Linked DNA regions of Homo sapiens: region 2 is linked to region 1. The links are chromatin loops, found by intact Hi-C in ENCODE. Cell type or tissue: PC-3. All regions are shown on one strand. Links, peaks and the distances in the headings refer to the core of each region. The heading gives the core; the rest is flanking DNA.

Evidence for each region. Hi-C counts contacts between places; a loop is a spot of excess contacts. Peaks named below come from ENCODE experiments on the same cell type or tissue, not always from the same donor. Only the 100,000 strongest peaks of a DNase experiment are listed, where the experiment ranks them.
Region 2: it touches region 1 in a loop (3-fold over the local background); 6 of 110 quality-filtered maps call a loop at or near these places.

Annotation. Positions count from the first base shown.
Region 1 is chr9:95,498,061-95,506,602 of GRCh38, reverse strand. PTCH1 (patched 1) reads left to right here. Exons shown (of 24, transcript NM_000264.5): 2 at 4-196. Among named protein-coding and RNA genes, the nearest start is that of PTCH1, 6.9 kb to the left of the region's middle. RefSeq lists silencers at 1, 432-491, 652-711. In PC-3, for the core only: no CTCF peak of the experiment used is centred there; a DNase peak (open chromatin) is centred at 2,402; H3K4me3 peaks cover 1,512 bases.
Region 2 is chr9:95,260,926-95,271,558 of GRCh38, reverse strand. The region is part of intron 1 of FANCC (FA complementation group C); the gene reads left to right. Among named protein-coding and RNA genes, the nearest start is that of FANCC, 51 kb to the left of the region's middle. RefSeq lists a silencer at 2,538-2,832. In PC-3, for the core only: CTCF peaks have their summits at 6,259 and 6,465 (motif pointing left); no DNase peak of the experiment used is centred there.

The DNA.
Region 1 (8,542 bases), core at 1-5,000:
CAGGGGAAGGCTACTGGCCGGAAAGCGCCGCTGTGGCTGAGAGCGAAGTTTCAGAGACTCTTATTTAAACTGGGTTGTTACATTCAAAAAAACTGCGGCAAGTTCTTGGTTGTGGGCCTCCTCATATTTGGGGCCTTCGCGGTGGGATTAAAAGCAGCGAACCTCGAGACCAACGTGGAGGAGCTGTGGGTGGAAGGTAAGAGCGCCCGCCGCGGCGCCCGCGCCCCCGGCCCGGTCCCTCCTCGCGGTTGATAGAGATATTCGCCAGCGCACACCTAGAGCCTGGCTGCGGCCGGCGAAACCCCCTGCCCGCACCCGGGGGATTGTTTATTGTTTGGGCGCCTGGCCGGGAGCCAGGCCCGCCCGACAAAGGCCGCGCTGTAATCTACTCGGGGCGCTGCGCCGGCCGAGGTGTGGTGGGAGAGAGCGGCGGGGGCGGGACGGGGGCGCGGGGCCCCTCCGGGACGGACCACTCTGCGCGCCGGGGGCCCCGGGCCCGCCGCCGCTGCCGCTGTCCGCCTGGGCCGCGCCCCGAGAGGCGCCCCGGGGCTGGCCTCTCCCGGCCCCGCTCCGCGGCCCGGCTTTCTTCTCTCCCCCACCCCCACCCACCGCGTCCAAAGAAAAAGGAGTCGGGGAGAGCCAGAGGCCACCCCTCCGGCTGGCTGGAGTGTGCGCGCCCCCGGCGGCCGCGGCCGCCGCGCTGGGGAGGGCCGGGGGCGGGCGCAGCGCGGGGCTGCGGAGGCGGCGGCGTGTGTGGTCCTGTTTTTGGACAGCTTTCAACTCTGAGGGAAAAAAACATTTGTCTCAAGGTACAAAAAACGCGGGGTGGGGGTGGAAGGAGTGGAAAAAAAAATAGTAAGGCACAGACTGGAACGCATGTTTGCAAAGTAGATTAATGTTTCCTCGCGGGTGGGGGCTTTTTACATGGAATTATTCTGGGGGAAGGCTGCATTTTGCAGGCAAAGAAAAGAAATGTTTTAAGAACGCGGGGTTGAAGGGACCTCTCAGAGGGGTTCTGCCAGTCTTTTATCCACGTTCCTCAGTTTTGGGGTTCTTGAGACCTTAGCAAAGCAGTTGCAGATTTAAAATAGATATATATTTTTTCGAAGACAAACATTTTTACATTATTTTGGTGACAAAGGTTTCAATTTTTTTCCCCCGCTGGTTTCTTATTTATCTTTTTGGCAAGTTCCAAATCCTGCTATTTGGAAACACTTTAACCCTAAACACCACTTTGGGCATCCCTTACCTTACAAGAGGGTAGTAGGGGAGGGTAGAGGTGACTAGGTAGATAATTCAAACCAAAATACCTGGAGCATTCCTCCGGACAGCATGTGGAAGCTGAAGAGTTATGCGCATAATCGCTTCAGTGATCCCTTTCAGGATGCTGTTGGAGACCTTGAAGAATATTTCCTTAATCTCTCCTTGTTTGTGAAGATTCAGCTTGCAGAGTTTTGCAAGCCTGGGGTGGAGTTGGAGTATTTAGTTGAGAAGTGACAATTAAAATAATAGTCTACATAATTAAGACAAAACATTCCTGCCTTAAGTAGTTTGGTAATTAATACAAAAGCGTTCTTTGGATTGAATCCATGGAGTAATTTACCTCAGTTCAGCGATTCAGTATCACTGGTAGATAAAAGAAGGGTTTTATCGAGCAGCTATTATGCTCCTAGCAACAAGTTTCTTGAGCACCTATGATGTCCCTAGCACTGTGTTAAGCACCATAAGAGACTCAAGTGTGTGCGACACTGCACAATTTAAAACTATTAGAATTCGATGCATTTGGACTACATTTGGGTTCACAGCTGAAATGGGCTGTGAAAGTTACAAGAGGGTGGTAGGGGGTGGGGGGAGAGAACTGGAGACGGTAGGGGAAGGAGGGCATTTTAGGCATGGGCGGGACACCAGCAGGGGCCCCAGCTGAGGAGTTTGGAAGTGATGTGATTGGCTAGACTGTAGGGGCGCTGCCGTAGATTCTAGGACAGAATAGGGCATGAGGACAGGGAGGGCCGCTGCCGTAGATTCTTGGACAGAATAGGGCATGAGCACAGGGAGGGCCGGCTCATCCACCACTTGATCCAACCTGTATTTGTTGCCATCGGATGAGGATGACAAAACGTGATTTTGTGGTGTTCTTAGCAAGAGTTTTCAGTGGACCTTTGACATGTTGAAGGAGATAGAATGTGATTTATTTTCTTAACATTGCATATTTCTGGAAATAACTTGCTTTCTGCATAACACGACCCATTTCAAGTCCTGGAAGGAGATGCAGTGTGCTTCCTAGCAGTTTTATGGGAGCTGCCAGTTGTGTAGTGAGAGGGAGTAAAGTTTTTCTTTTTCAATGGACTGGATGAGGACACTTCTGAGGGGCACACTCACTTTGCTTACTTTTGGCAGTTTCAGCATGACTCACTGGTCTTGGGCCAAATGTTATTTACTCAGTACTAATACTGTCACTTGTTGAGCAACTGCCATGTACCAGGCATTTGTTATATATTATCGCATGCCTTACGATTCAATAAAATAGCTATTATTATCTTTTTTTTTTTTTTTTTTTTTTTTTTTTTTTTTTTTTTTTTTGAGACGGAGTCTCGCTCTGTCGCCCAGGCCAGACTGCGGACTGCAGTGGCGCAATCTCGGCTCACTGCAAGCTCCACTTCCTGGGTTCACGCCATTCTCCTGCCTCAGCCTCCCGAGTAGCTGGGACTACAGGCGCCCGCCACCGCGCCCGGCTAATTTTTTGTATTTTTAGTAGAGACGGGGTTTCACCTTGTTAGCCAGGATGGTCTCGATCTCCTGACCTCATGATCCACCCGCCTCGGCCTCCCAAAGTGCTGGGATTACAGGCGTGAGCCACCGCGCCCGGCCCTATTTTGTTTTTATAACATGATAGTGGATGTAATGTCTTTATGATGAGGATTGTCCCATTTTACAGATGGGAAACTATGGGTTGTCTGTTTGTCTCCAGGTCTACTTTGCCTACTAATGACATAAGTCACTTGTTCTGTTGCCCTGTCCTTGATCTCTCATTCATTCATTCATTCATTCATTCTGTGCTAGATTCTCCCCCTAGAGAAGAAGCGACAGTTTCATAAATGCAGATAGACCCAACTAGAGAGGTGACTATACAACAGTAGCCATATAGATTTAATTTCATTTTCAAAGCAGAAGTGATTGTGTAGAGATCTTGTTTGTGACAGAGTGAGCTGAGTGTTCACGTCAGCAGTAAGTAGTGTGAGCATTTGCATTCAGGAGTAAGATTTCCCTGCTGTCCTATACCTCAGTGGACGTCCGTGAATTGAAGTGAGTAATAGCTCCACATTTAAGTTCATTTTGTGCATCAGTCTCATAGATAAATTCCTCATCACTATCAGCAAAGAAATCTGTTAGATGCTGCTTTCTTGGTAGGTTGTTCTTAAGGTTCTAGACATGAATTTTTATATGAACTGGGCATCAACAGAGTGCTTGCTACACAAACGAAATGGATAGAGGTAGCATATTGCCCTAGTTAGAAAACAACAGAAGAGAGGAAAGTATGAGATTTTAAGGGGAGAGGGATGCTGAGGGATAGTTTGGAAGAAGCTCCTTCTCCTGCGGTTTAAAATCACAGGAGCGTGTGTGTGTATGCACATTGTCTTATTCTGCATATCCTCCTATCTGCCAAAGGCATGTTAATGTTATCTTTTTAATACAGCCAGCAAATTAAAGGGATCCACTCGAAAGGCTGTGTCTTCAAATTGACTTTCATGCTTTGTTTAACATGCTGGGGAAATGTGGCTTTATAAAGAGTTGGCTTTATAAAGAGGGCAGAATACATCAGCCACAATGTGCAGACTAATATATGCTAGATGAGAAAGAGTCCGTGTGTGTGCATGCGCGTGTGTGTGCGTGTGTAGGAATTGGTGATAAGAATTATTGTATTCTGTTGTTAAAATGTCCATATAATGATTGCCTTTTAATAAACTGTCAATTATATGTTAAGATACCAGCTTGAGTTTTAGGGTTATAGTGTTTGCTAATCAAAATTGTCAAATCAGTTTCACATATGTGCGGAGTAATGAGGTTTGATAGAGAATATGTTGACTGATGTAGTGGACATCTGCTGTTGCAGAAACACATGACCATGGCAGCAAGGTGGGGGAGAAACTAATTGTCATTGTATAAAAATAGAAGCGTTCATTCTGCACATGTTCTCAGTACCTACTCTGCACCACCATTGCAGAAAGCTCTCCAGAGAGATGTTGGTGAAAAGCCACAGTCTCTGCCCTCAGGGGAACTCCATCCAAACATTCAGCAGGTACACGGACTGGTGTGTGGGTAGTTAACATGAAGGACAGCAGTGCCAAGATGGCAGGAAAATCGGGGACATCTTCCAGGATGGCCTCAAGGGTGGAGGCCTGAGCTAGGCACAGGGGCTGGAGGGGAGAGGGTAGGGGGCATTCAGGGCAGAAGGAACAGCATAGGCAAAGGCTCAGAGAACAGGAATGTGGCCTCCTGGAGGGCAGCCTCCCTTTGTGGGTCGTTGAGGTTGGGTGGGAGCCTGGAAGCTGGGCTCGTCCCTCAGGGCCATTTCACAGAAGTCTCCCTGCTTGGCTGGGGGCTGTCAGCTCTTCCTACTAGCCATCCCTGTCTCACGAGTGTGCTCACGTGTTGGCCTCTAGTGTTTTCCCTGGAGCCACGAATGCTTCACCTGGATCTCACCTTTCTGGGCACAGACTGGTGTTATTTTTAATCTTGCCTGTTTCTTTGTTGGTATTTCCTTTTTGTTAAGCAGTTTTAACCCATCTCCCTCAGTATCTATTTCTTTTCATATCAGCCCCCTCACTGCAGCCCTCCCTCAGAACAAGTTTCTTGTCAAGCTTCTCCAGCGATAGAACATTCATTTATTTCTTTGAGCTTTTTGTTTTTTCTAAAAGCTTGCCCAGCTCCTGGCCTCCTTTTCTGCAGAGGGCAGCAGCCTTGTAATGAATCCATATTGCTTTGGTGTTTGGATGTTAACATTGCTGCAGGCCAGCGTCAAGGAAGAAGGAGGCAAGTTGTGACTTTGACTTTTTTTTTTTTTTAAGAAAAATAGAAGAAATTGTTTTTTAAAATACATGCTTGGTATGTGTAAGTGCTTTCAAGTTTGTACCTTGCTAGTGTTAATGCTTTCAGTGTTCTTGAACTCAGGCAATCAGTTGTAGGAGATAACTGAGTTTCACCACTCCTTCAATTTGGAGCAAGGTCCCTCAACCTCAGGACTATTGACATTGGGGCTGGATCATCCTCTGTTGTTGGGGGCTGTTCTGTGCACTATAAGATGTTTAGCAGCATCCTGGTTTCTACCTACTAGATGCCAGTAGCACCCTCCCAGTTGTGACAACCAGAATGTTTCCAGTCATTGCCAGATGTCACTGGGGGAGAGGGTGTCCCAAATCATCACGATTGAGACCCACTGGTTTAGATGATAAAAAGATTTTGATTGGAAGACTCATGCTGTGCAGATGGAAGACGTTTATTATGATGGAGTTGTGGCTACAATGCATTGCAGAGATGCAAGAGTATTAATCTTCTTTAAGATAACTCCCCCATCCCATTCCTGTATTTATAGACCCAGATAACTATTTTTCTTAGAATGACATTAAATGTCAAAGAAAAACACCGTGATGGGTCGAAAGAGGAAAGAGGCCATGGAAGAAAGAAATAATTTATATTTGGGTACCTTTTGGTGGGGGGTATCTAAATTTGCAGAAAGACTGGTTGCACCTCAACCCCAGTAGCCTGAAGGTTTTTAGCATGGTTGACTTTCTGAAAAGCTTTAATAGAAGACACCACTGCCTTTGTGCATATTGAAATAACAGCTCCTTCAGAAGCCCGGCTAGTGTGTGAACTCCTTGGTGGTCTCATTCTCCTCCAGATGTTTCTGTCACAAACCACTCCCCCTTGTCCCCCCAGGAGCCCTTGTGGAGCAGAACCAAGGGACAGCAAGGGACCAGTCCCAGCCAGAAGGGCAGAATGGATTCTGCTGTCACTGCCCTTCCACAGTGAGCACCTGGTTTCTTTTCTCTGGGGTTGCCATTGTGGGGGCATTTCACAAGGGACAGGAAGAAAAATGCAGCTCCTTTCTGCTCCCTGGACCCCCATACATGGTTTAGAAGGGAGAATATGTTTATAGGTATTTATTAGTTTCTACTACTGGGTATGCACATTTAGGTGGAAGCAGTTGTGATATTTCTTTCATATTTGGAGAAAAACGATTGGAAATGAGAAGCCACCAATGATTGTTTAAAAAAGAACAAATAGCCCTCAGGTGTCTTCTACACAGGGCAGTTGACCCTGCGAATCCTCCCTATCTCTTTGCTGTCTGCCATTCTTGACCCTTCACCAAGTTGAGAGGACAGGTTGGGTAATGGGGTGTTTCAGATACATAGGATGCCGCTCAGAGGTTCCAGAAGATGACAGCTTCCAGATGTATGAACAGCCTGATCCGTGTGTTTAGATTATGCACCACAGCTGATGCCGAGATTAATGCTGGCTGGACAAGCCATGGGAGATTTGTCTGGTTTCCACAATGCCATGTTTATGTTTCATTTGAGTTTCTCCTTCAAAGCTGACCTGCCTGTGACCCTGGGCTCTGTCCACTCGGGCAAGCTGAAACTCGGGCAAGCTGAAACTCGTCTGCCCTGTTCTCCTGCTTGTATTGGGGTAGGGGAGAGTCACAATTGGGCGGAGAAAGGGGCGCTTTGGTGGCCGCCTTCTGCCTCACCATGCCAGCTATCTGCCCAGATTTAGCCCCTGATGAGTGTTCAGTTCTCCTCGGGGATGTGTTTCACTGTAAAAGGTTTTTTGGCTTTTAAAACAAATATGGAAATATTATAAAATAACTGTAAAGGGGACCAGATTTAATAGAAGCCACTTTGCATAAATGTAGTATTTTAACTTCTGGCACTCTTTTGACACTATTTAGGGGGAGAAAAAGTTGAGGGAATTTCAGCTATGTCAGACACCCCCACATAATAACCATGGCTGTGTCATCCTATTATAATACTATTAATGTTTCCTGTGCCCCTCGCTGGCTCCCAGAACCTCTGCTGCCTCCTCCCTCTCTCCCCTGCCCCCTTCCCTCCTGCCCCTTCTCCCGCCCACCCACTCTAACCTGCCCACGTCATTTCCTTCCAAGTGGATCTCTGCAGTTACTAGTGTGAACTCTGAAATGGTAGTAAGTCTGGCTAATCACAACCTAAGAGGAGGGAATGAGAACATTTATTATTTCAAGCCAGCTGTGGGAGATACTAGATACAGAGCTGCCATTTGCATCCTTGGCATTCTTATTTTGGTTAGGGTTGGTTCCAAGACCACACTCTTTGATGGGCTCTTGGCAGAAGATGTGATTCCCCTGTTGAAGAATCATGACTTTTTTTAATGGACTGCTGAGGCAACTTTAAAATCCATTGACAAGTTTCTTCAACCCATACCACACCGCCAGAGAGAGTGGGAAATAAGTCTTGGTCCCCTGTGCTTACCGTGGCGCATGGACAGTGGAAGAACTGGGTTCCCTAGCATTTCTGAGACAGTGAGTGGAGCACAAACCATGGCTTTCCCTCCCAGGTGCCCCACTTCAGGTCTTCCTTGCTTAGAACTCCCACCAAAGCCAGTGGGCACATGGAGCTTGGCTAGATTGAAGACGATGGAATTCCTTATCCAGATTTTGGCCGACTCTGAAGCTTTATGTGTTCCATCCTCACGAGAGGTCTTGGTTGACATCCAGAGACCAGAGGGCCTTGCTGGTGAGGGCACTTCTGCCTGCAGGAGGAGGAAGCTCTGCGGGATTCTCTCAGTGGGAACATTCCTTGAATACACAGATATAATCAGGGTCATCAAAATATAAACACTTCTGTTACTTTCTCTTCTAATCTTTGAATTTGGGTGCTTATGATAATACTCACTGGATTTTTTTTTTCTCTTTAAATTGGATTTAGGGCACTTTTTTTCCTTTACACTGCAATGTCTAATGCCTTCCGTACAGCAGAATACTGCCATTGAGAAACTGCTGGGCTGTGGTGGAGGATTTTAGGAGCCTGGTGTACAGGAAGATGCGCCCCATCCTTAGTCCCTCCAGGAGGGAATATGACTGTTCCATTTGGGGTTTAGAGCATGGCTGGAAAAACAGCTGTCATGTGTTAGGGAAACTGTATTGTTGGTGGGCAGTCAGATACCTGCTAATGAATGGCAAGTTTGTTGTTGGAGAGATTTATAATGTGGGGGCAGGACCTTATTTCTAATCCAGAAACCCAGGTGTGAGTTGGCCCAAATAGTCCACTCTGCATGTGGGTCCCATAATGCCACTGCTATGAAAGCAAGGCTAGTGAGAAGCAAGTCCCCATACCACAGCGCAAGCTTTATTTATTATTGTTCGGATAAATGAAAAGAAGCAGTAGACTTACCCAATTTAGCAACCAAGATAGTTTTCAGTTATTAATGAGACATGTATAAAAGTAAGCAAAAGGAACTGGAAATGGGCTTTGTTAAGTCAATGTGCATGATTTTTTTTCCCCCTTAAATC
Region 2 (10,633 bases), core at 3,371-8,370, 240 kb after region 1:
GAAAACTGACATGGCCACATTCCCTCTGGGGACACCTTCCTCTCACTTCTGGCGGCCAGCATGGCATTCCTGGGCTTGTGGCCGCATCCCTCCAATCTTTGCTTCTGTCTTCACTTTGCTGCCTCCTCTGTGTCTGTCTCCAACTTGCTCTGCCTCTGTCATAAGGTTGCATGTGGCCTACCCTACCCTGATATTCCAGGACAAGCTCCTTCTCTCAGGATCCTGAATGTTACCACTTTGTAGTAGTTGTTGTTGTACAAGGTAATAGTCATTCCTTTGCCATGTAAAGTAATATTCACAGGTCCCATGTGCTAGTGTGGGAATGAGGTGCCGACATTTGGGCTGCTAATTCTTTGTTGTGGGAGACTGTCCTGTGCTTGGTAGATGTTCAGCGGTGTACCTGGCCTCTGCCCACTGGGTGCCAGTGACATCCTTCTCCCAGCTGTGACAACCAAAAATGTCTTCAAACATTGTCAAGGGTCCCCTCTGGGGCACGACTGTCCTTGGTTGATGAGCACTGCTTTAACCTAATCAGAGCCCATTCTTATCCCACTCAAATATGCTGACTGGGAAGTTTCCAGTCTCGTTAAGAAGGGGGAGGGTGGAGAATGGATGCTGGAGAGGTGACTGCTCCTCTCCACTACACCTAACATTCTAGTGAAGTCCACAAATGGGCCAAATCGAGCAGGATTATGAAATTTTTGCTAGACCCCTGTTAGTGTATTCTAACATTGTGGCATTTTATATTAGTCAACTAAATCTCAATATTATGTTTTAAAAAAATCCAATGGACCTCTGAATCCCCAGGTTGGGTTTTTTCTACTTTACCTATGTTAAATATGTTAAATACCTAGGTTGCCCTTTATCTTAGAATTTGTCCATGTATCACCTCATTCTTTTTCAGCAGGTCCCTTTCTGGAGGTTTTCATACTCAGTTGGATTTATCCTCCCTGCGACTGCTGCCTGCTCCTTGCCTTGCCATGCGGCATTAGTAGAGTATGAACTGCACATTTAGCACAGCAGTTTATGCACTAGAGAATCAGGATTGGAATTTTTCTGAAGTATCTTATTTTTCTGTGAAATAATTGAAACAGAGTATAGACACATTTGCTGTTTTGAAGTTTTTATGATTTCCAAAGTAATAAATGTGCACTCTCACAGTTCTCGGGTGGCTGATCTCTGGAGTGCTTGCCGTTTCTCCGGGTGGTTGCTTTGTACAGGCTCCCCTCTCGTGTTGGCCTGCAAGTGCTCTCGCTGCGACGGGTCCCTGACCGGTACTGGATGAGAGGACTAGTACTGGTGCAGATGTTGGCATAAACAAAAGCTGCAGCTTTTTAATCATGACTAAGGCATGGGAGAGGCTGACATATAATTGTGGGGAAAAGCGAGAGAGATCAGATTGTTACTGTGTCTGTGTAGAAAGAAGTAGACATAGGAGACTCCATTTTGTTATGTACTAAGAAAAATTCTTCTGCCTTGAGATTCTGTTAATCTATAACCTTACCCCCAACCCCGTGCTCTCTGAAACATGTGCTGTGTCAACTCAGAGTGGAATGGATTAAGGGCGGTGCAGGATGTGCTTTGTTAAACAGATGCTTGAAGGCAGATGATCAATAAATACTAAGGGAACTCAGAGGCTGGCGGGATCCTCCATATGCTGAACGCTGGTTCCCCGGGTCCCCTTATTTCTTTCTCTATACTTTGTCTCTGTGTCTTTTTCTTTTCCAAATCTCTCGTCCCACCTTACGAGAAACACCCACAGGTGTGTAGGGGCAACCCACCCCTACAATAATGGTTCCCAGAGTGTCCCTCTCAGACCAATAAAACATAGCAAAACTACGTGATAACCAGGCTGGAATGTATGTGAATTGTTCGAGTGAGTCTGTGTCACTTGAACTGTACTGGGCAGTACCTAGGGGCTTCATGTAAGGCATGAAGGGCTCCAGAAAGAACCCGCTCTTTGCCTTCAGTTGTATTCTATATGTTTAATACACAGCACAGCAGAAGCAATCAGCTCTCCCCAATGTTACTTATCCCATAAATCATCTTTCCTTACACCTACGTATTTTCTTCTGTATTCAATTTTATTAATGGATCATCTGATCTCCAGCTTTGCTGGTTTAGAACCTCTGTGCTCATCTTAAGCTCCTCAAGGAGAAAAGGACTATTGTAATCATCTTTCAACGAGTTTGTAAAAACAATTCCCCCATCACAGCACTGTGCCTCATAGGGTTTAAAATTTGACCGAATGACTGACTTTACATACATCCTTCCCAGACCCTTTAGGACTACTGCTCCCCTAGAGGTTTTCTCTGCCCTTTGGAAAACAGGTAGGGGAAGAGGGATCTAGAAATGGCAGTATTCATTAAGATAGCCAAAGCTTGATAGGAAGAGACATTCATTTTACTGTGGTAATTAAAGTGAAAATGGGAGAATAAGAAGGCATGCTGCTTCTTTTTCAGGAGTCTTGGCAAGGGTTCTAGTTTTAAAAGAAAGAGACACAGCCAACTAGATTGAAATGATGTGGAGTTCATCCCTCCACAGTCATATTTTACTGAGCCATTTTTCAATAAATGGACTAAATTGTCCCTTGGAACTCAGTAGGTGGTGCTCTTGTGCTATAGCATAGCATCGGCTTTGGAGAGGTTCTGAGAGCACAGCGGCTGGTTCCAGGGCCTGTGTCCTGTCAGTCCCCTTTCATAGCTGCCAGGCACACACCTGGAGGGCATCACATGGCTGGTCTGGTGAGAGGCTTTCTGTCTTTGGAAATGAGGGGGTGAATTAAGGTCTTTACCTTCTCTAGCCTGTCTGAGCTCTGCTTTCCAGGGGAACCTAAATGAGAGGTTTTCTAACCTTTTAAAGAAAAAAAAAATGTGACTGTTTATCCAAACAATTACGATGTGTATTGTTACCAGTTTTCCAAGATTTTTTATATTGTTATTCATCTGTGATTCCTCAAATCAAAGTTCCTTTCCACATAACTCAGGGTATCATTCTTGTTTATGTTTTCCTTTATGTTAATGTTTGTTTCCTGTTTAAGCTTCAGAGAAGATGCAGCAGAAAGAAATAAATATGTAGTAGAGAAATTTGGAAGTGATGAAGGAATACAGGTGAAAGCCATCGAGTTCATGCAGCAGCTAGTAGTAACTTAGCTGACAACAGACCCTTTTGGCAGGAGCCCATTGCTTTACTCCTTTTGCTATATAATGAGTTCCTTGGTCCGAAGTTGGTTGTGATACCATGATGGTGAATAAGGAATCCAGTCAAGTCCACATTTGGTGATGCTGGAGAAGTGTGGTGGGCAAAGAAGATAAATTTAAATCCAGAGTGAGTTATCTATTACAAGGAGGACAAATCTGTTGCCTGAAGCATTTCAGGGTCTGCTTTTTCATCAAGTTTCTGTAGGGGTTGTATAAAACGAAAGTTACTTCACCTATATCCACCAACTGGTAGGGGAGAGGCAAAATGCTAGTGGGACTCACAGCCTGGATGTGCTGATCTGACCCATTCAGTCACCTGTGATGTCGAAAGGCTACCAGCCAGGTCCGAGTGAGGCCAGGCTGTGGGGCCAGCAGCTGGGCTCCTGAGCTGTGCTGCTGCAGATCCAGTGATGTGCAGTGTGTTTTGTCAAGACAGAGTGCTTCCTCTCCAGTCTACTGTCTAGTATCTTGTGCACTGAGTTTTTAGGTTTTAATGACCGTAGTCCTGATTTACATACTTTGCAGTTGATTTTTTTTTAGCCATCTTTTAATTCTGCCTTTTCAATTTATACTTTCTTATTTTTTAATTAGCTTTTTTAAAAAGCACCCTAAATATACTGATTTTTGTTGGTTTTAAAAATCACCTTAAATATATTTTGTTGGGATTATTTTAGTGTCTTAAGTATACTTTGTTAGGATTTTTTAGCATCTAAATATACCTATTTGTTGGACTGATTAACTTCATCTGAAGTGAATTTGTGATCTAATGTCTGATATTGTTAGTTGCATTTATTTCTTCATGTACTTTAGAACTTTGGTTAAATGACATGTTTTGAATGAGGTTTTAAAAACTTTTCACTCATTCAGTCATTTTTCGCCTCTTTCTCCCTCTCTGCACACTCTCCCCTGTGTAGCCTCATTCTGCTTGTCTCTGTCTGGCTTCCATGGAGCCTGGGTGCAGAACTAGCTTTCACAGTGGGGGCTTAGTTACCTGGGCATTCATGGCTGCTTCACGCAGTGCCTGGTCCTGCCTGACAGGTGTCCTCCATCCTCCCTAGACCGCCACTCCATAGGAGGCAAGGATGCTGCGAGCCTTCCTTCAGGCATGGAGGGGTAGGGCTCTAGTCAGCACCTTCCATCCCACCTTCCAGCAAGGGTGCTAGTTTCTCACTCTGTCGTTTGTGCCTCTGTTTAGCCCCCAACCCTTCTAAGACCCAAACCTACAGTTTCATTGCCTGTTTTTGGACCCTAGCATAGGAGGGGCTGGCTGCTCATGGTTTTGTCCTCGGGGTCTTGCCTCTTTGTGTTTCTGTCTCGTATCGATTTCATAGAAATGTTTATTTTGTGTGTGTGCTTGCCTGTATCCTTTTCCTTTTTTCTTTTTATGTTTCCCCTCTCATTGCTGTATGTTTGGAGTAAAGAGAATCCATCCAAAAGTGAATTTACCGTGCCATCTTAACTGGAAGTCACATGGGCAGAGAGTTTAAAGGAAAGAAAGATACTTGGTTTTACATAGTACTGAAAGCTAACCACAAGAACGCTTCCTATGTGAGCTCAGTGACCCATAGCATATAGTTACTTAAACTCCGTCTGAGGCTTGCAGGCCCCAAAAGATGAGTGGGATTAGGCAGGTGGGATTTATTAGGGTGCTATGGTTCTCTACAAAGGTTTCACCTTCTATTTTTCATTTTGGTGGTAATTTTTTAAAAATTCATAATTCCACACACCTAAATGCCTGCAATTCTAACTAAGTAATGTCTTAAAATTTCAGTGCCTGGAGTTGTGTTTGTATTGGTGCCAAGGAGCACTGCTTTAAATATAGGGAGATATTATAAAAGAACAGAGGTGAAAATGTAAATAACGTGTTTGAGCTAAGAGATTGCCGTTGCACAGTGGTTCTGAAGAGGAAAGTGATGCGTGAATTAAGCTGTCTCCCTGCATGTGTTAGTATTGGCCAGTCAACAGAACCTGCCTGTCGGTACCAAGCCCTACATGGTTAGTCCAAAGTGAGTTTCAATGACTGCATCATTGATCACGCTGAATTAATTTTGTCAATTTAAATTTTACTCATTTTGTAGATTTGTTGGTATTTAATTTGTATATTTTTTATATTGTGGTTGTGTAAGAGTTACAAGCATAAAGGTTTTACTGGTTTATGTTTGTTAATATTTAACTAATAAGAAGAATGACTTTAGATAATACTGGGAGCTCTCAACAGTTTTTAAGTTTGAGAACCATGGGTCAAATGGTAATTTAACTCTTGCTGTTGGTTGCAGCAAGCACCTTGCATTTGATTTTGATGTCTTTAGCTCACTCCTGCTCATGCTTCCTGACCTGCTTAGCTCAGGATCGTTTCTCTCTGGGGACTCTGACACCTCCATGCCGGGCTGGTGCCCCTTCCTCATGCTGCCTGCAGCCCCCTGTGTTTCCTTCTCTCCCAGCCCTTCCCACAGTGTAATCTGTGTATGGGTCCCAATTTCCTCATTAGCCATAAGTTGCTTGAGAGTGGGGAACACTGTCATCTTTTTATTTGCAGTGATTTTCAGAGCTCTTGTCATAAAATAGGCTCCTAATAAATGTATGGGTTTCCTTGTTTTTGTTTAGGTAGTAATAAATTACCTGTAGAATCAAGGAGAGAAAGAGGCAGAAATAACTTGGAGCCAAGTCACAAGGCAAGAAGAAGCTTCCTAATATTTTAATAACTAATGTGTTCCTCAGCTCACTTTCTAACTGGTCTAACCAAAACCCAAGTCTTACTGTCAGGTAAGTGAAGTGAGGACAAGAAACGCAAGGAAAGGAAGTAATGATTGTAATAGAATGCATGAGGGAAGGCTGGTATTTTTCAAGTCCGAATGATGGCTCCTTGGTGCTCTGATGGAGAACAAGGTCAGAGATTTCTGTCTTAGCAGCCTCGATGGCAAGCGCTGTGGTGAAGGGATGCTTTTATTTTGAAGCCAAGTCCAGAGAATAGCTCCTCTCCCCCCATTGCTGAGGTCTTGGGTGGGAGAATTGAGCCTAGTAAATCCCCAGAGTTATCTGCTAGATTCAGTTTCCTTAATTCTTTGCAAAGTCATCTGAAGAGTATATATACATACTCTGCACCTGGATTGAAGTTGCCTCCTCCAATTCCTTAGGCCCAGATTTTGTTTACAATTGAGGTTTGTTTGAAATTATCTGCAAATTTCAGGTCTGTGTTTTTGATTAGACTATCTCAGAGGTGGAACGCCACTGACTCAACAGAGAAATAGCCAGCTCCTCCTAGTGGAACTTTTCTTAAAACCTCATTGGTTTTAGGAGGAAAAATACCATTTGTTTCTTTCATAAGCACTTAATGGGAACAAGAATCTTTTATTGTGACTTTCAAAAAAAAAAAAAAAGCCACAAACACAGGGGTAAATTGACCAGTCTTACCCTGTGAAGTGAAGCAAAGAAACATTACATTTCAGCAAATTAAAAATAGTTATCAGGCTTTCATCAAGGAAGAGGAAGAATCTTGTCAACTTAAGTGGAATTGAACATAAATTTCTTAATTTTATATTTGATTATATTTTAGGGGGTTTTAAATATTTTCTGACAAGGTCATGGTGCCCCTAGTTGATGACATTGATTGATTGGAAGCTAAGTATTTGATTTGTCTTTTTTTTCTTTTTCCATAATTAGTGTGTTTTGTAGCATTCTCTCCATACATCTCCTGTTTGGTGCTTATTTCATGAGAGAAAGGACCTCATGCTGAGGGTAAATGGGAAAAAAGTGCACTTTATCAGGTCGCCTCCACTTTGAGAAGCTTATATGGTCCATATTTGGCATGAGTAGACTTAGCTCTCTGGGCTTAGAGATGTTTTAGACCAAAGGAAAGCATTCTTAGACTTTCTTGTCCCCCTGACAGGTACCATGTATAGCTACTTTTGTGTGGTTTAAAATGAGCTTTGTTTTAAATGTTAACAATCTTGGAGCTACAGGGGTTTCTATCAACATAAAATCAGTCAGAATTTTATCTGTTTTATTTTTCTTCTACAACAGCCTTGTTGCTTTTTTTATGTATTTATTTTCCATACATTTGTTCAGTACATATTTATCATGCTCCTACAATGTGCCAAGTATTGTGTGAGTTTGTGGGTTTCAAAATATGCTCAGCAAACTAGGTCCTGAGATGTGTCAGCTAGGATGTGTTTGATTGCAAGTAACAGGAAAGCCAAAGAATGGTGTTAAGGGATTAAGCAAAAAGAGCAGTTCCACATTTGGCTCCTTCATTGCCTCAACTATGCTGTGAGGACACGGGGCTGTGATTCTTCTTTGCTGTTTGCAGTATGTTGGCCAGTCCCCTCAGGTTTCCTTATCCCTGGGTCTCAAGGTGACTGTTACCGTTCTGAGTATCACACAAAGACTACTATGTCAGATATGGAAAAAAGTGAACTCATTTAAAACTGAGGAAAACTGAGAAACCTTTTGTTGAAGTTCAGTTCTCATGCCCTATATTTCCATAATATACCTGTTCCTACAGTTTGATAGGCGAGCAAAAGTAAATACCATGACTGGTCTGTACTAGCCATTCCCAAAATGTGGCTGAGGGCCCAGGGTCCCCGAGACCCTTTTAGGAGGTTCACAAGGGTAAAACTATTTTTATAATAATGCTAAGCTGCTATTTGCCTTTTCGACTCGCATTCGCTCACTAGTGTGCGGTGGCGTTGTCAAGAGGTTACATGATAGATGATGATGACCTCTCTCTGACAGCTAATGGAATGTGTGTTTGTATATTTTGTCTTTTTAATTGTTCTCAGTTTTAGTTTCTGGTGGTAAATATCTATCTATCTATCTATCTATCTATATCTATATATATATAGATATATATATATATACACATACATACACACACACACACATATATATATAAATAAAACTCTTTGGGGTCTTCAGTAACATTGAAGGATGTAAATGGGCCCTGAGAACAAAACATTTGAAATTACCTGCTCTGTGTGAATCAAGATTCACCCCTGGCACTGGCGGATATCCCAGTCTCCCTAAGACATATGGCCTTGAGATTCCTGGACAAAACTCTTAACAAAGAGGAAATGGAGAGCTTAGGGCTGCTGGGTGGGCAACTAGCAGTGTGTGCAGCCCTGTTCTGAGGGGGCCCTGAGGAGACAGCAGGGCAGGGATGCAGCATGTTCTCCAGGCCCCACCTCTGCTGGGCCAGCCAGGACTGGAGCCACTGTAGGTTTGTCATTTGTGTGTTGTTGGTTTTTTAATTGTGGTAAATATAAATAAGATTGTAACCATCTTAACCACTTTTACATGTAATTCAGTGGCATTGATTACATTAACATTGTTTAACCATTGCCGCCATCCATCCCCAGAACTTTCCCGTTATCCCAAACAGAAACTCTACCCATTAAGCAGTAACATTCCATTACTGTCTCCCCTCATGAATTAATTTGCCTCTGTGAATTTGACTATTGTAGGTACCTCATCTGTGTGGAATCAAAGAATATCTGTCCTTCCGCATTTTGTCTGATTTCACTTAGCATGGTGTTTTCAAGATTTATTCCTGTATGTATCAGAATTACATTCCTTTTTAAGGCTGAATGATATTCCAGTGTGTGCATATGCCACACTTCGTGTATCCTTTTCTCCACTGATGGATATTTGAGTTGTTCTCACTTTTGGCTGTTACGCTGCTATGAAATTGGGTGTACAAATATCTCTTTGAAACCCTGCTTTTAATTCTTTTGGGTATATACCTAGAAGTGGGATTGCTGGATCAATGGTAATTCTATGTTTAGTTTTTTCAGGAACCACCATACTGTTTTTCGTAGCAGCTGCGCCATTTTACATTCCTACCAGCAGTGCACGAGAGTTCTGGTTTCTCTGTGTCCTCATCAACACTTGTCGTTGTTTTCTTGATAGTAGCCGTTCTAAGTGAAGGGAGATGGTTTTCTGTTTGTTTTTAATGAATTAGGATGCATTGCCCCAGCCTGTCACCCAGCGTCTCCTCCCTCTTTGTTATCTTTCTTCAGACACTGCTCAAGTGTTTTAATGCTTTTACTTCCTTCTGCTCTCATGAATTGTGCTTGGTGAGCTCCATATTCTTGTAAGGTACATTTTCCATGAAGTTTTTGAATATATCCTTCTCCTAAAGGATAGAATTCACCAAAATGAGGAACCTTTAGTCCTGAGGTAATACTCTTTGTTGCCTGCTGTACTTTGAATCTGAGCCATGTTATCTCGGTGACTCAGACCATGAGCCCCTGTGGACAGTGGTGTATCTTTGTATCATGGCTATTTGAGTTCATAAAATAGTACTTAACAAGCAACCAAACTCTTGAGCAATTTATATGTGTGAGAAGAAGGGCAATGGCAGTGGTCCTAAGCTGATGCCATTGTGAACTGGTTCCTTTTCAGTATCTTGGATGTTTGCATGGCCCCATGGCTGGTTTCCCTTGGTACTTTATCCCAGCCCCTCACCTCTTCCTGCTTCTGAAGGATCCGCTCCCACCTGGCAGGAAACAGGGACAGGATCAAGCATGTGTGGGTCCTTCACTGGACACTGCCTTCTGTTCCAGCGTCTGCATCTCTCTGCTCATACGACTTTGCTTTAGTCCCCTCTGCATAGGAATTTCTGAAGGTCTTTATTTAATTTCTTTATTTTCTCCTGGAAATACTTACTGAGGGATCTAACAGCTTCTGTTGTTTTTAGTCTGCATACGTGGAGAAGGTGAAATCATGGTTTGTTTTGATTCCTTAGGGACTGGGTAAATGCACTAAAAGATACATTATGCAAGAAATGGAAAAAGTGGATTTCCTTCTGATTTTTCATGCCAATTGCTTTTGCTGCATTAGTATATGCTGTGCGTGTATGCACAAAATACTTGTTAACATCCTGAGTTTTCAGGAAATATGTTATAAAACATTTACCTTTTTTATTTCTTAAAAATGCTAAACAGTATTTCTCTAAGAGCTAGTAATGAAATGAATTTAGGTACATACACTAGGCAGAATCATAAGAAAGTCAAGGACTTACATTTGGAGCAAGATAAAGGATTTTGGTATTGAGCAAAAAATATAGTCAGCTGTCAATTGTCTAATAGGTTTGTAGATTACCTGCGATAAAAAAGTAGTACATCTGTGAAAAAAGTTGAAATTACCATAAATCTGAAGAATCAGCCCCATTTTTCAAGGCATGCATTTTTTGGAGCTGCACGGAAGCCACCTTATATGTCTGCTTCGGGTGACACTGTCTTATTCCTCCGTGAATAATGAATTGAACGTCTCTCCCTCTTTGTGACAAAGCCCTCTGGGGCAAAGCAGTAGCCGTACAGGTAAGATAGGGGGTCCAGACAGCAGGTTTTGGATTTTCCCCTCCTTAGAGCCAGGACTGGAAAAATGGAGTCATTATTTGAGGACTGGAAGGAAAAGGAGGGAGCAAGTGCTAGGAC